Regions from separate parts of the Homo sapiens genome. Here region 1 is linked to region 2. A link is a contact called in ENCODE Hi-C or POLR2A ChIA-PET data. All regions are on one chromosome and are shown on one strand. Each heading gives the region's core, a stretch centred on a gene start or an enhancer-like site at or near the end of the contact. The rest is flanking DNA. Distances are from core to core; before and after follow the strand shown.

Region 1 (6,862 bases), core at 1,845-4,344, 510 kb before region 2:
AGGCAAGTCGGGTGGGGAGATAGGAGCAACCCCTCAATTCAGGGCCAGTAGGCACATCAATTACAACTGGGTTAACCATTTACAGCGACCCACCTGGGCTAGGATTCCTCCTAGTTAAAGCTCAGATTACCAGATACAGGCCAGCCTGTGTGTAATAATCCTTTCAACTCAACTGATAGGCCACAAGCAACCAGCTTCCTAACTGAGGCCCCTACCTCCCAAGTTGATCACCCAAAATTTGTTCTCTCTACTGCCATGGAAGTGATCTACATAAAAACAGACCATACCATATCCCCTACCTAAGAATCTTTCCATGGCTCCTGACTTATCTTCAGAAGAAAACCCAAACTTCTTAACAGGGCTTAAAAGATCATATGGGACTTGAAACCCAAATATTCTGCCTCCTTTTTTGTCATTTTTCTCACCCCTTTCTCACCCTCACTCCCAGTAAGCATATTGTGCTGTAAGGACAATCAGATCTTGCTGATTCATGAAAGTCACCTGCATTTTTACACTTCCACATAATTGGAAATAAACTCATCTTGCCTTACATTATTTTTCTTTTTAGCTCTTGTCTCTATTTGACATCATAATACAGAAGTATATTTCATTTATTTTTCATTTATCTATTTACTTACTTTTTCATTCATTAATTTGATTTTACTCTGTGCCTTCCCTGTGGGGATATAGGCATCATGAATTAGGAACTTGGTTTTTTTCAAAATGATATCCCGAGTATTCAAAATGATATCCCCATTATTCAGAATACTACCTGGCACATAATAGACATTTCAATAAATACTTCTTGAATAAATATTGCACTTACTGGTTGAAATTCCCTCTCACTTTTTGCCCAAGGCAGCCTGCTAAAGGCATACTCAGAACCAGCTCAACTGTTTTCTTTGGGAATTCCTCTCAGCATCCTCTCACCTCCATAGAATGAATTATCGTCGTCATTCATTTTCCCATAGAATCTGTTTACCTTATTTATCATTTTTGTTTCACTGCCTGTTTCTGCGTTCATCACCGCACCATGGTATTAAAGCAAGACTGCTCATGAATCAACTTGTAATTTCGACCATGGTATGTATTCCCCACGCAATTCTTACTTCCCTTCAGAGAGGATTCCCTTTCTGACTTGTCTCTCCATTTGGAGAAAAACCCTTTTGTTCCATCAAGCCTGTAGATAAGGTCTAAGGCAGACTTGATTATACCAAAATCTGGTTACATCGCACTCACAACTAAGTGTGATTTTGGTGACTTGGGAAAACCGATGATAGTTTATTAATTATTCAAGCAGCCTTAGATATGAATTGGAAAATTATGCTGAAAACTACTAGTTGGTTTTAGGGCCCCAAATCAAGGCATTTCCTTTGGATCCATTGTTTTCTAATATTTGCAAGCTTTTCAGGATTAAAACCTTGAGATTATTTTTTGTATTATATTTGTGGTCCAATCTCATTTGATGACTTTAAGAGTAACTAAGTCTACTCACATATTCCATAGGAAGCATTATCCAAGCACCGGAGACCATGCTCTCTTCAACTTCAAACTGCAGTCAAGTGGAGTAAATAATGCAGAGAGCTAAATTAACTCAAAGCACCAATGATCATGGAATAACATTCCTCTGTTTACTGTTCAAGAAAAATCTTTACAAATGCTGAAATGCTGTTAGAAAATCTATAGTTATATTATTATCATCATAAAACTAAGAATTAACCTATCTTTATTCTCCTCTGAAATCTCCTTTCAAGAAATAAAAACAGCAGGTAGAAGATACCTTCAAAATGGAAGAAGCCTTATGCTATTTCATCTATTTGTCTTTCTTTGGGTTAAACTCCAGAAACCCGGCTTGGTGCTTGTTCACTGTCCACACAATAGTAAATGATCCCAGGAGAATAAGTACATGATCAATTCCTCAGTGTCTCTGGCAATATAAGAGTTTAAAAACATGTGTACATGTGCCTGTGCATACAACAATACACATATAAATCACGGATTTTTGCTGAAATGAAATACTGAGGCCATGTGAGCATTTTTCAGTCTTCAACTTAGACACTTGGGCTGCATGCCCAGCTATGACACATCGTCCATGTTTATGAAGTCAATTTCACTTCAGTTGTTAGTATCAGTTACCATCATTCTGGATTTAAAGCCACCAGCCCAGAGCCTTTCTCTGAGCTCTCACAGATTCTAGTAGCTGTAGCAGGCATGTGACACTTCTGTGCACACTGTCTCATCTTGTTCCTGGGCCATCTGTTTGAACAAGGCCTTTTCTCTTCATTTTATTATAAATTCTTGAATCCAGGAAGCATGTCTGATATTTCTCAGAATCCTTTTTAATGTCTACCCCAGAAGTCTGTTCTAACAAGTACTCCAAAAATGTTGATTGATTCTAAATGGATTCTCAATATTATGAACAACATTTTTAGAATAAAAGAAATATTCACTTTTGTGTTTGGAAAATTCAGTGGATATGTTAAAAACAAAATATGGAAATGGGGTGAGCTCTTAAGGACTGTGAATTTCCACAGCAGCGTATAATTTCAGTAGAAGATCCCAATCCAACTTCATGAGGAATATATTAAGAGACAAAATAGAGAAACTATGACAAACTGGGTTTAGTATTTCCACCTCATCAACAATTATTTCTACCACAATCAATGAGAAAAAAACAAAGTTGTCAATCTGGATTGAGAGTGGGCATGTGTGTTTTCTCTCCTCCCTTCTGCCTCCCCCTTTTTCTCTTCTGAAACTGAGTCAGACGAGGCCATATTTCCAGTTAGAGGTCGACATTAGAGCCAAGCAGCTGTTCAGAAATGTCCAAGTAGACAGCAAGTGGCACTGATGGAGTTAACGGCAGTGACTCACTTGGGGCATTCACAGCAGGTCAGCTGAAACTCTCCCTTGCTGTATAGAGAATTTAGTCCTGCTGGGCATGCGCCCAAGACTGTGAGCTGAGGTTGATAACAGCAGAGTGCCTCTTAGTTGCCACTGGTTGCTTTGCCGTTCTCAGTTTTCACAGTTTATTTAAAGGTGGATTTTTGTCTAACGCAATCATGAACGGTGATGGGAAGAACAGGCTGAGCAGCTGTTGACTGAAATAACAGAGGGGAGGACGGGTATCTGGAAATGCTCCACACAAGTTGTCCTGCAAGCTTTGATGATGACGTTCGCATAGAAAATTATTGGTCAGAACCAGGAAGTGGAGCAGGCTTCATGCCAGTAAGGCTAGCTTGGCAAAGGTAAGATTTTTAGGATTTCAGAAAGGTTTCATTCATCTAGGAATCCTTTTCTACAAAATGTTATGGTGTTATAAAGTTACTCAATGGAGCAACAATAAAAACAAATCAAAACCATCCAAAGGAAAAAATACATGAGAAGCAGAGCATACTTATATTTTGTGAGCTTATACAAGTTTCTCAATAACACAGAAGGGAATGTATAAAAATACGATGAAAGGCTGTTGTGAGTTTTTTAATTACAAAATATGATTATTTTAGGAGAAAGAAACATAATTACCTGAACTAACTCAACACTGACACAAGACCTATTTTCCTTTTTTTTTCTTCAAATTATTTTTTAAACTTTTTAAAGGCAAGTATCTTAGATTTGTTCCTTACAGGTAGACATTTCAACAAACAAGAAATAATATTTCCTGATATGAATAGTCATTAGGGTTCAAGCTTTATTTCCCTAAAATTCTAGCATGAGATCATGGTTTCCGTAGATAGGAGAGATCTTGTTTCCATTGCATTTATTTGGTAGAAAAATCTGATTTGACGATTTGTGTTTGCTATCATCAAGTTAATTTTGTGATTAGATCCAAAACCTAATTCTGATAGTCAGACCAGGCTGAAAGCCACAATAGAAAAGGAATTAGTTTCCTTTCCCAAGAATAAAATCCTTGCATTAAATAGAGTTTGGTAAATTAAATGGCTATTTTTGACCAGGAGAGTTTGCTAGGTACTTTAATTCATTAAACAATTTTTTAGATCTGAACCTTTGAAAATATATATTCTAGGTTCAAAAGAGAATGATTGTGCCGTCTGCATTCGTATAGAATGATAGAGCACTGTAGTTGTGGCGGTTTCTCAAGGGCAGAGATTGTGATGGCGTTGCCTGCCACTGTCTACCTCATGGTAGGTGCTTAATGAATGTTGGGTGAACGAATTAATTTTGACCACAGGAAGGCAAGGGCTGACAAGAAGTGTCATCTCTTCTTGGCAGAACAGATTAGTCATTAGGATCAAGTAGAAGAGAGGATGGGATTTAGGGCGATTTAAATCAAGAGTACAGAAGCCATTAGAAGACACTGCTGGGGGAGGAGGGTTTGGGAAAGTGGGAGAGAGTTGTAGGAAAACGTTTGCATTGGCCTGGACTGAGTTCGTTTCTTCTCATGGCGTCAGAGGCCAACTGAAATTCTACAACTGGGGAAAATGAAGAGGACATCGGGGTATCAATGGGGTATAAAGAGAAAGGAATGAGAATAGCCCCAGTAACAGAAACAAATGGGTTTTGAGAATGTGTCTGTTTGTTTCTGTTGCTCCTGCCCTGTTATTCCCCATCTTGGTGTCTGCCTTCCTCATCTCTCCTCTGTTTTAATCTAAAATCTAAAGCTGCTAAGTAAAAACGACTGGTGAAATGTTAGAAACACTTCCCAAACCCTTCAGCATTCTCACAGGGTGCTTTTTTTCTCTCCCTGATCCTGCTGATCACTTAGGGCCATTCCTGGCTACCACCCTCACCATCTCATGACTACAGTAGTTAAATGGCGCTACCCTTTCCAAGTGAGAAAGAATTTCTGTGTGTGTTTGTCTACCTCTCTAGAGAGAGAAAGAAATGGAACTGATTTTTCTTAAAAGATGAAATAAACTCCTGAAGTTTTTACTTTATAACAATTCTATTTACAGTTTCATTTCTTTTCTTCAAGTATCTTCTTAAATTGTTACCATTGACTTGGGGTTAGGCATTAATATCAAATGACATCTGTTTTCATTCTGTTAAGAAAAAAAATATCACACAATAATACTTATCATGATGGAGTAACCACTGACGAGACGTTTCCAGTATTGTCAAGCTGTTGAGAAATCCAACTTTTATACTAATGGGTAGAGAGGGATCTCTCTCTCCCTACACACACACAAGCACACACACGCACACACACACACACACCCCGTAAAAAATGACTCCACTGCAGGGGTAGTGATTCATAGGATATCAGTATGGCTATGTTGTTTTTTTTAAAAAAGCTAAAATTGGAGTCCTATAGCTCCTTTTGTCTTATTACCTTATTTTCACATAAAATGAGACAGGATTCCCTGCATAAAAATCAGCTTGGTATTTGTCACGTCTGTAGCAAGCGTCTGAACTCATTTTTATGAGCAGCCTGCTTCCCCATTGCACCTCCTGTGTTTAGTAATGCAAACAGGCAGAACATTGTGTCATTGTGAGGGTGACACTCCTTACGAAAGGCAGGGAGTACCGAAAGCTAGAACCAGAGTTAATGGGACTTACTAATAAAAGAAAAAAAATGTTTTGCTCCCACTCCCTGATCAGGAGGCCCTGCTAATTTCAAGGTATGAGGTAATTCAGACTCCGTGGCCGGCAGCTCCCTCCAGGCATTTGCCATTTCAAGATTGTCCTGCGTTTGATGTCACATCTTGTGTAAAGTCCACAATCGGAATATTAAGCTATTGTGATGAAGTGATTTGTGAGATGGTTGAAATTTGCTGAAAGTGTTCTCCTTTCTCATGCAAGAAGCCAGTGGATTCATAACACTTATAAAATGAAAAGAGATCATCGAATCCAATTTCAAGTCGTTATTCCCAAACTTGTTCTTAGTCCCAAAGTGTAGCTTTGCAGCTGCATTGTGTATTTTCAAGACCTTAAAATGAGTTTGGAGGGAAAAAGTCAAATCAAAGAGATTAAGCCACGGCTTAAGGTGACATAGGGTGTTGTTTGTGAGTGGATGCAGTATTTTCTACATTTCTGGTATGCACGAAGTCTTTCCAGCTAATGTGGTTAGCTTCAGAATCTAGAGTCCTCACTCACACCAAATACAAGCTTCATCTTTCAACATCGTGCCATTGTACCATGGCAGCATTTAAAATGAGGTTCTGGCTGCCATTGTGAAATGCTCCTACAGGTTTGTCTTATAAGAAAGAGTCAATTTTTTTATGAAGATTATCTGACCTATTGATTATTTTTTTTTTACCAGGTGGATTTGGAATTAAAATCTGCTAAATGGCTTTCCTTAAAGCTAGTAAAAATTACCTAAGGTCATACAGCTCAGATATGGAGCTCACCAGGGTTTGGACACCCACACTGAGAATGCAGTGGTGCAAGACAAACCAATAGGGACAGCTGAGCAGAGGTTCTTGACCCCAAGGGTTGCTTGATCAATGAGAGTCATAAAATTAAGTCCCAATGGGGATTAAGGCTTCAATAACCTAGTTAGACTGTCTATGTCTACACCGCTTAAATCAGAGAGGGTAAACTAGCAATTGGTTCCCTGACTTGAATCTCAGCAATGTCATTTACCAGCTGTGTGATTTGGGCAATGATGCTATATTTAGCAGTAAATAAAATGCATCATTTTCTAACCGGATGCCCTAGGACTGTAGTTCTTAAACTGGATGACTAAAGGTATCAAAATCACCAGAGGGACTTATTAAAATAAGGATTTGGGGCCTCTAACCACAGAGTTTCTGATTCACTAGGTCTGAAGTGGGCCCAGTAATTTGCATTTTCAGTAATGCTGATGCTGCCGGAGGGATCACACTTTGAGAACCACCAACCTAGGACAAGTGACTCAATCTTTTTATTTTTGAGGGTTTTTTTTTCTCTGTAACATGAAAAT
Region 2 (7,570 bases), core at 4,598-7,097:
GGCATGTCTCACATGGCGGCAGACAGGAGAAGAGAAAGAGAGCCCAGTGGAAGGGGTTTCCCCTTACAAAGCCATCAGATCTCATGAGACGTATTCACTACCATGAGAACAGTATGGGTGAAATTGCCCCCATGATTCAATTATCTCCCACTGGCTCCATCCCACAACACAAGGGAATTATGAGAGCTACAATTCAAGATGAGATGTGGATGGGGATACAGCCAAACCATATCATGCTGTGTGTAAAGTATTGATAATAAACAGAGCAGTGTTAGCTATTACTATTAGTTCAGAGATCATATTTCAAAAGTGGGAGTACAGGTGACTGAAGCATGGGAGGAGGATAATACTAAAAGAATTAACTAGACCCTTGTCTCCAGTAACAATTTAGCTCTGACTTATAGGGCTGAGCTACAGAAACCTCCCAGACCTGAGCCATGGGCAGGAGACAGCACACAGCGCAGTCTGGTGAAGGCTGAGGGGACCAGCAGGGAGGTGATGAGGGAAGGCTGGAGACACAGCCCAGCCATGAGCCCAGCTGAGGACTGGTGGGTGACCACCCAGGGGTCTCTGCTGCATGTTTCCCGGTGGCATCAGAAATCTCAGTCACACTGTGTTCTCTTCCAATAAAATCACAAAGAGCACACAAAATGTCTCCTTTAAACAGAAGTCAGCTGCGTAACAGAATGAAATCATCACTCCAGAAATAATTGTAAAAGAAGACTCCACAATTCACGCCAGCAGCCTTGACAATAAGTGGCCCAGTCAAAAATTCACAAGATGATTGACCATAATGGCTGAAAGTTTGAGGTCTGGTGTCCAACTTTGTGGGTGAGAATCCCATCCCAGCAACTACTAACAGTGTGACGTTAGCCAGGTTCTTTACCCCCTCCGTGTCTTAGTTTCTTCCGTAAAGTATAAGGATCAATGAGATTTTATATAAAACCCTTAGTGTAATACTTCACCTGTAGGAAGGCTTCAGTACTTGTGAGCATTCAGCATTGTTTTCTCTAGACAAAAGCACATATATATTGGCATCACACATAACCAAGTGTCGTAATAATAGACAAATAACTCCTAAAATCAATGAGAAATACAATCACCCCAATACAAAAGAAGGATAGAAAGCTTCTGAAACAAGCAAGTCAAAAAAGAAGAAACCCAAATAGTCAATGCACATGGAACAAAAATGATCAACCTGACCTGCAATCATAAAAATACAAAATAAGAACACACACACACAAAACCAAACAGAATATGTGAAATTTAAAGGACTACCAATACAACGTGTTGGCAAGGATATAGAGCAACTGGAACTCACATGCACTTCTGGTGGGAGTGTAAACTGATACAACCACTTAGACAAAAGATTTGGAAGTATCTACGAAAACTAAATATACAATCTGACTCAACCCCTCCTCTCCTAGGCACATATTCCTTGGATGTGGGTGTTCATGTCTACCAAATGACATTACAAGAATGTGCATAATAGCCCCACACTGAGACAACCAAAATATCTTTCCACAGAGGAATGGTTTATCCATGCAGTGAGGTATACCCAGCGATGAGAATGAGAAAAATACCAATACACACCAACACAGGTGAATCTCACAGACATCACACAGGGCAAAAGAAGCCAGACACAAAACAGCAGATATTGTACATTTCCACTTATATGAGGGTCAGAAAAAGGCAAGACTGTTCCAAGGTGAAAAAGCCTAGAATAGAGATTACTTTTGATCGGGGGACATTAGCTGGGAGAGGGCACAGAGAGCCTTCTGGAGTGGTGGGAATGTTTTGTACCTTGATCTGGGTAGTGGTTACATGGGCATCTCTATACACAAAAATTCATTGAGTTGTGCAATTAACATGAGTGCATTTTCTGTAAGTTGTATCTTCACAAAAGGTAAAATTAAAAAAAAATTAAATAGTAATGAGATGTCGGCCAGGCACAGTGGCTCACGCCTGTAATCCTAGCACTCTGGGAGGCCGAGGGGGGGCGGATCACCTTAGATCAGGAGTTCGAGATGAGCCAGGCCAACATTGCGAAACCCCGTCTGTACTAAAAATACAAAAATTAGCCAGGCATGGTGGCGCATGCCTGTAATCCCAGTTACTTGGGAGGCTGTGGCAGGAGAATCACTCGAACCCAGGAAGGAGAGGTTGCAGTGAGCCAAGATCGCACCACTGCACTCCAGCCTGGGTGACAGAGCGAGACTTCGTCTCAAAAAAAAAAAGTAATGAGATGTCATTTTTCTCATATAAACTATAAAAATATTTTGTAATTAAGTGATACTGAGTGTTCCCTTGGGTGGAGAAGACACATGGTACAATGTTTCAGAAGAGCATTGGATTCTGCTTATCTAAAAATGTTTTCATGGGCATCCTTTAACCCAGCATTTTCACTTGTAGAATTTTATCCTGGGGAAAGAATCCAACAGATGTATAAAGATACTTTTTCCAGAATGATTATCACTTCAGTGCTAATAACAGCAAAAAATTTGAAGCACCTAAATAAGCGACAATGGAGGGCTGATTAAACAAATTTTGCAACATGTATGAGTCAAAGTTTATTAAGCACCCATTTAAAAAGATGGAAGTGAATATTTAACAGAATGGAGAACACGGCACGTGAAGAGAAAGGTCACAAAACAATGTGCTCTTCATAATTTTTACTTCAAAGTAGGTATGGGTGTATATGTGTGTGTGTAGAGATTTATATAGCTGATGAACATCAGTCAAAGGGGACCATTTTTCTGTCTGAATGGTGGATGATGGGTGATGTTAATTTTGTTCTTGGTACTTCTCACTATTTTTTTAATTTTCTATTAATAGAAAACCTGGTAGCCCTTAAAGAAAATACACTGTTCTCATAGGCAATAGAGGTTTAAATGAAGAAAATCCCAGAAAGCAGTGTTCTTTCCTGCTGAGTTTAGCGTTCAACATAAACAAAAAACTGATAGCCCCCTGGCAGGATTATGTAGGGTTGGACAGAACGATGGGTGAAAACGTCTGGCGTGAGATAGACAAGTTGGCCAAGGTGGTTGTTCTCTGAGATCTCCCTAATGACACCACACACACACACACACACACACACACACACACACACACACAGTGCCTCTTGCTACACCACACTGATCTAATCCAATCCAGTCTCTTGGGAGTTTGAGATTAGACAGACACCAAGAGTTGAGACTGGGGCATGGGAAGGCAGGTCCCCGAGAGAGGGACACCTGGCCACAGAAGGGCCAACTCAGTGCCCCAAGGTCACCTCTGAGCCCATGAAATGCGTCTCCTTCCAGTACTTCCCACTTTTAGTTACACCGAGATTAAACTGATAAACCAGAATCCATTTCTGTGGTTTGTAACCAAAAGAGCCTCACCGGTGCCCAACCGCTTTGAAGAAGTTAGACTCCTTTCCCAGCTTTGTCCATTTCTTCCCCGGCACATCTGTTCTCTCAGCAAGCGAGGCTGGAAGACACACCATTGGCAGAGCACTGTGCTCAGCGCCTTTTAGACTTTCACGTGGAGTAATATCACGTCGAGGTCTTGCCGTTGAGGTTGTCGTAATGCAGCTACAGGAGTTGTGTGGGCTCTTTAAAAATGACATGAAGCAGGGCACAGTGGCTTACGCCTATAACCCAGCACATAGGGAGGCCAAGGCAGGCAGATCACTTGAGGTCAGGAGTTCGAGACCAACTGGCCAACATGGTGAAACAGCGTCTCCACTAAAAATACGAAAAGTATCTGGGTGCGGTGGTGGGTGCCTGTAACGTCAACTACTCAAGGGGCTGTGGCAGGAGAATCACTTGAACCCAGGAGGCGGAGGTTGCAGTGAGCCGAGATCATGCCACTGCACTCCAGCCTGGGTGACAGAGTGAGACTCTCTCTCTGAAAAAAAAAAAAAAAAATGACATGAAACTGACTCATCAGAGCTCCATCAGGCCACGGGCTACAAATGTGGCTGGGCCACGTAGACAGAAAGACACACGGCCCTGGTGTAGGAGAGGAAAACACACTGTTTTCAGGGAGGTGGAATTAGGGGTTTCCCTGTCCCTTCTCTCTCAAAGCCTTTTCCAATGAATCTAGAATTTTTAGTTTCTTAATAATGTTCCTGTTGCTCTTCCATCTGGATGCAAAGGAGATCTATTCACGACATCTCCAAGAATGAACTCCATAAGAGCAGCAGAGTGGTCAAGGCCTACTTTCCCAGGGGTTCATTTTCTTTTTGCCTTTTTTTTTTTTTTTGAGACAGAGTTTCACTCTTGTTGCCCAGGCTGGAGTGCAGTGGCACAATCTTAGCTCACTGCAACCTCTGCCTCCTGGGTTCAAGGAATTATCCTGCCTCAGCCTCCCAAGTAGCTGGGATTACAGGTATCCACCACCATGCCCGGCAATTTTTTTTTTTTTTAAGTAGAGACAGAGTTTCACCATGTTGGCCAGGCTGGCCTTGAACTCCTGACCTCAGGTGATCCACTCGCCTCGGCCTCCCAAAGTGCTGGGATCACAGGCGTGAGCCACCGTGCCCGACCAAGGTTCATTTTCAATGCTGTTGACACGAAGGCTAAGATCACAGGGGAGGTCACAATTTTAGGATCTCAGCTTTTAGAATGCTGTCTTTTTAACCCCTTCAGCATTTCCATCTTATTGGAAAAGGGCAGGCAGGAGGGCAGATGGGAGGGAGGGAGGCAGTTGGGCTTTCTTCCTGTCCAGGGGCCAGCTCTGCCTTCCTGGTCCTCACTCCCAGCCCCACTCCTTCCTTCCCCTGTTCTGTGCCTCTCCTATCTACTCCTTCCACATCCCTAGCCACCTCACAGGCTCTTCATGGGGCTCAAGTGAGATAATGCAGGGTGTGAAATTCTTTGTCAATGAACGCATCAACTCTACGTTCCATTTGCTGTCATTATCTCCTGTATCTTTGTTCCACTTGTGCAGGTGATTTGTCCCCCCGCCAGTCCCCGTCCCCTCACCCCCAGTTTCATGGATAAGGACCAGCTGTAGACTCTGCCAGGCCCTGGGCAGTGTTGGTATCGTGCTTGGAGGTGCTGCTCAGTTATGCAACCCACCCTCCTCCCCCAGCCAGAGCCACAAAGCCACTAGGGCACTGTACCAGTTTGTTTATTTATTTATTTTTGAGATGGAGTCTCCCTCTGTCACCCAGGCTGGAGTACAGTGGCACGACCTTGGCTCACCACAACATCCGCCTCCCAGGTTCAAGCGATTCTCCTGCCTCAGCCTCCCGAGTAGCTGGGATTACAGGCGCATGATGTCACGCCTGGCTAATTTTTGTATTTTCAGTAGAGTCGGGGTTTTACCATGTTGGTCAGGCTGGTCTCAAACTCCTGACCTCAGGTGATCCACCTGCCTTGGCCTCCCAAAGTGCTGGGATTACAGGTGTGAGCCTCTGCTCCCAGCCCCACCGTGTTTAGCTTGGTTAGGCACAGAGCCTTGCATGAACCAGCACCTCGGGGACCCCATGACGAGGTCAGAGCGGGTGAGAGGCACGCACCAGTGTGACTGAGCCACTCGCTGGGACTCTGGGGGCAGCGTGGTGGGGCTTGAGATCAAGGAAGTGCCTGCAAGTGGATTCAACGATGAGACACTTCCCCGGCCCACAGGGTGGAGGGGTTGGCTGGAGGGGTTGCCTGTACTTACCAGAGACGGTCCCCGAGCGAGCTTGATAAGCTGAAAGAGACGCTCAGGAGAGCCCTGACAGAGCTCCCCAGGCTGGAAAGGACAGAACTCCCCACCGGAACTTTCATTTTCAAAGTTCAGCACCTCAGTTAAGTAATTAATAGGTCTGGTCACGTTCACAGCTCTCCAAAAGAGACTGATGGAGCTCTGCTTTTCCTCCGGAAGTGCTTTCATGGCAAGCCCAGAGAAGCCCCCTAGGAGGCAGCCTGTCATCCAATAATCACTTCCTCTCTCAGGCCCAAATTCCAAATCAGCTCAGCAATGGGCAGGGCGGCCCTGAGCCACGTCCAGAGGTTGGGATTTGCTGACTCCTGGAGGATATTCTGAGTATAGCAAGTAAGTGAACTCGCACAAACAATGCGTTCAGCAATGGGAAGAAAACAGCTGTTTTTGTCCGAGAAGTGTCTGGCATACCCAAGACTTCTTAAAGAGAGGAAAATATTAACCTAGAGCATAACAACCCCTTTCTCTTTTCAGTCAAAACCTAGACAGACTGTGTTGATATTAAGTTAACAAGTTCCATGGGCTAATACCTTCCGAATGAAATGAGAGGGTTCTTAAATTAATAGATGAAAACTCCCCTTCATACATCAGAGAACTAAGGAAAGGTAATTGCCCCCAATATTTATTTTCGATTTGGAAAATCCAAAGCAAGAAGGCTTTGAAGAAGTCAAGATCTGATTATAATTCTAGGCTCGGTGCCAATGGGATAAATTATCTGGCAACTTTTTTTGCACAGTTATTGATTCTATTTGTCTCTGACGCCAAGCGCCCAGCATGGCACAAAGCCTCACAAAGTGCTCCGAAAAGGGTGTCATCCCCACACCGTTGATAAGGCTCAGAGTCTCTCCACGGCCATAATGCAACCCCCTCCTCCCCAGGGGGCTGTTGGCACCTCAACCCACTAAGGGATCAGGAAGTAGAGTTTGCCAGTGAGGAGCCTGGAGACTTCAAGCCTGTTTGGCCTTGGTGTTCTTGTGATTTAGTGCCCTGGACTGGCAGGTCTAGGGACTTTTTGCTCTAGACAAACTTTTTAAATAGGCCAGGTGCAGTGGCTCAAACCTGTAATCCCAGTGCTCTGGGAGGCTGAGGTGGGAGGGTTGCTTGATCCCAGGAGTTTGAGGCTGCAGTCAGCCATAATCACACCACTGCAGCCCAGCCTGGGAGACAGAAGAAGACCTTGTTTCAAAAAAAATTTTTTTAATAAATATAAATTTAAAAAATAAAAAATCCCAACACATGCACACACATACATGCACACACATACATGCACACACACACATGCACACACATACATATATATGCATGTGCAAAAGGTATGCCCAAGCTATACTCTCTTTATTTGAGTTTTAATTTACAGAAGTTTTCAACCTGGCCAGGCCTGGAATCATGGAGAATGGGCTGGGAATGGGTCTGCAGAGGTTCCCAAGGACATGTTTGAAAAGCATCCTCCACCTGGGAGAGCTGGGTCAGAATTAGCACACTCTAGGAGAGTTGGGGAACAGCTAAGAGCGGGGCACACCAGCTCGACTAACTGAGCCTGAGCCAGTGGGAAAGTCCTCATAGCAGTGGTCACTGGAGCACGAAACAGGGACATGGCTGGCTGGGGCTCCTTCCTCCGCCCCTCCCCAAGCACAGGTGGGCATGCCGTGGTGGGGCTGGGAAAAGGCCTATGGCCAGGGAAGCGCAGGATGACAACAAAGGAATGGTCAAGGCCTAACAAACAGAAACAGCGATGCAAATTGCCTAGGAGATGGAGCGGCAGTCACTGGAGCTGGCGTTGCCCAGACTTTGGTTGGCTTCAGGGTGACAGTTCAAGAAGGCAGCTCCTCCTGTGGGCCAGTGAGCTTGCTCCAAGAGCAGCCCTTTCCAGCTG

Evidence for each region. Hi-C counts contacts between places; a loop is a spot of excess contacts on that map. ChIA-PET counts read pairs that join two places held with the same protein, here RNA polymerase II (POLR2A). Pooled maps may share reads with other maps.
Region 1: a loop to region 2 is called in a pooled map, with 2.3 times the contacts of the local background. The contact joins the enhancer-like site here to the promoter of LINC01426 in region 2. A Hi-C loop is called at or near these places in 1 of 168 maps with a recorded cell type or tissue (posterior vena cava) and 1 of 50 pooled maps. POLR2A ChIA-PET finds 5 or more read pairs at or near these places in 1 of 52 experiments (MCF 10A).

Annotation. Positions count from the first base shown.
Region 1 is chr21:35,252,848-35,259,709 of GRCh38, reverse strand. No RefSeq gene overlaps it. Among named protein-coding and RNA genes, the nearest start is that of RUNX1, 210 kb to the right of the region's middle. Within about 2 kb of position 3,094, at least 29 of the 41 ENCODE cell types and tissues checked have a DNase peak (open chromatin) inside an H3K27ac peak, as active enhancers do.
Region 2 is chr21:34,744,102-34,751,671 of GRCh38, reverse strand. LINC01426 (long intergenic non-protein coding RNA 1426) reads right to left here and starts at 5,847. Exons shown (of 3, transcript NR_038885.1): 1 at 5,656-5,847. RefSeq lists enhancers at 4,466-4,760, 4,967-5,466, 5,467-5,968.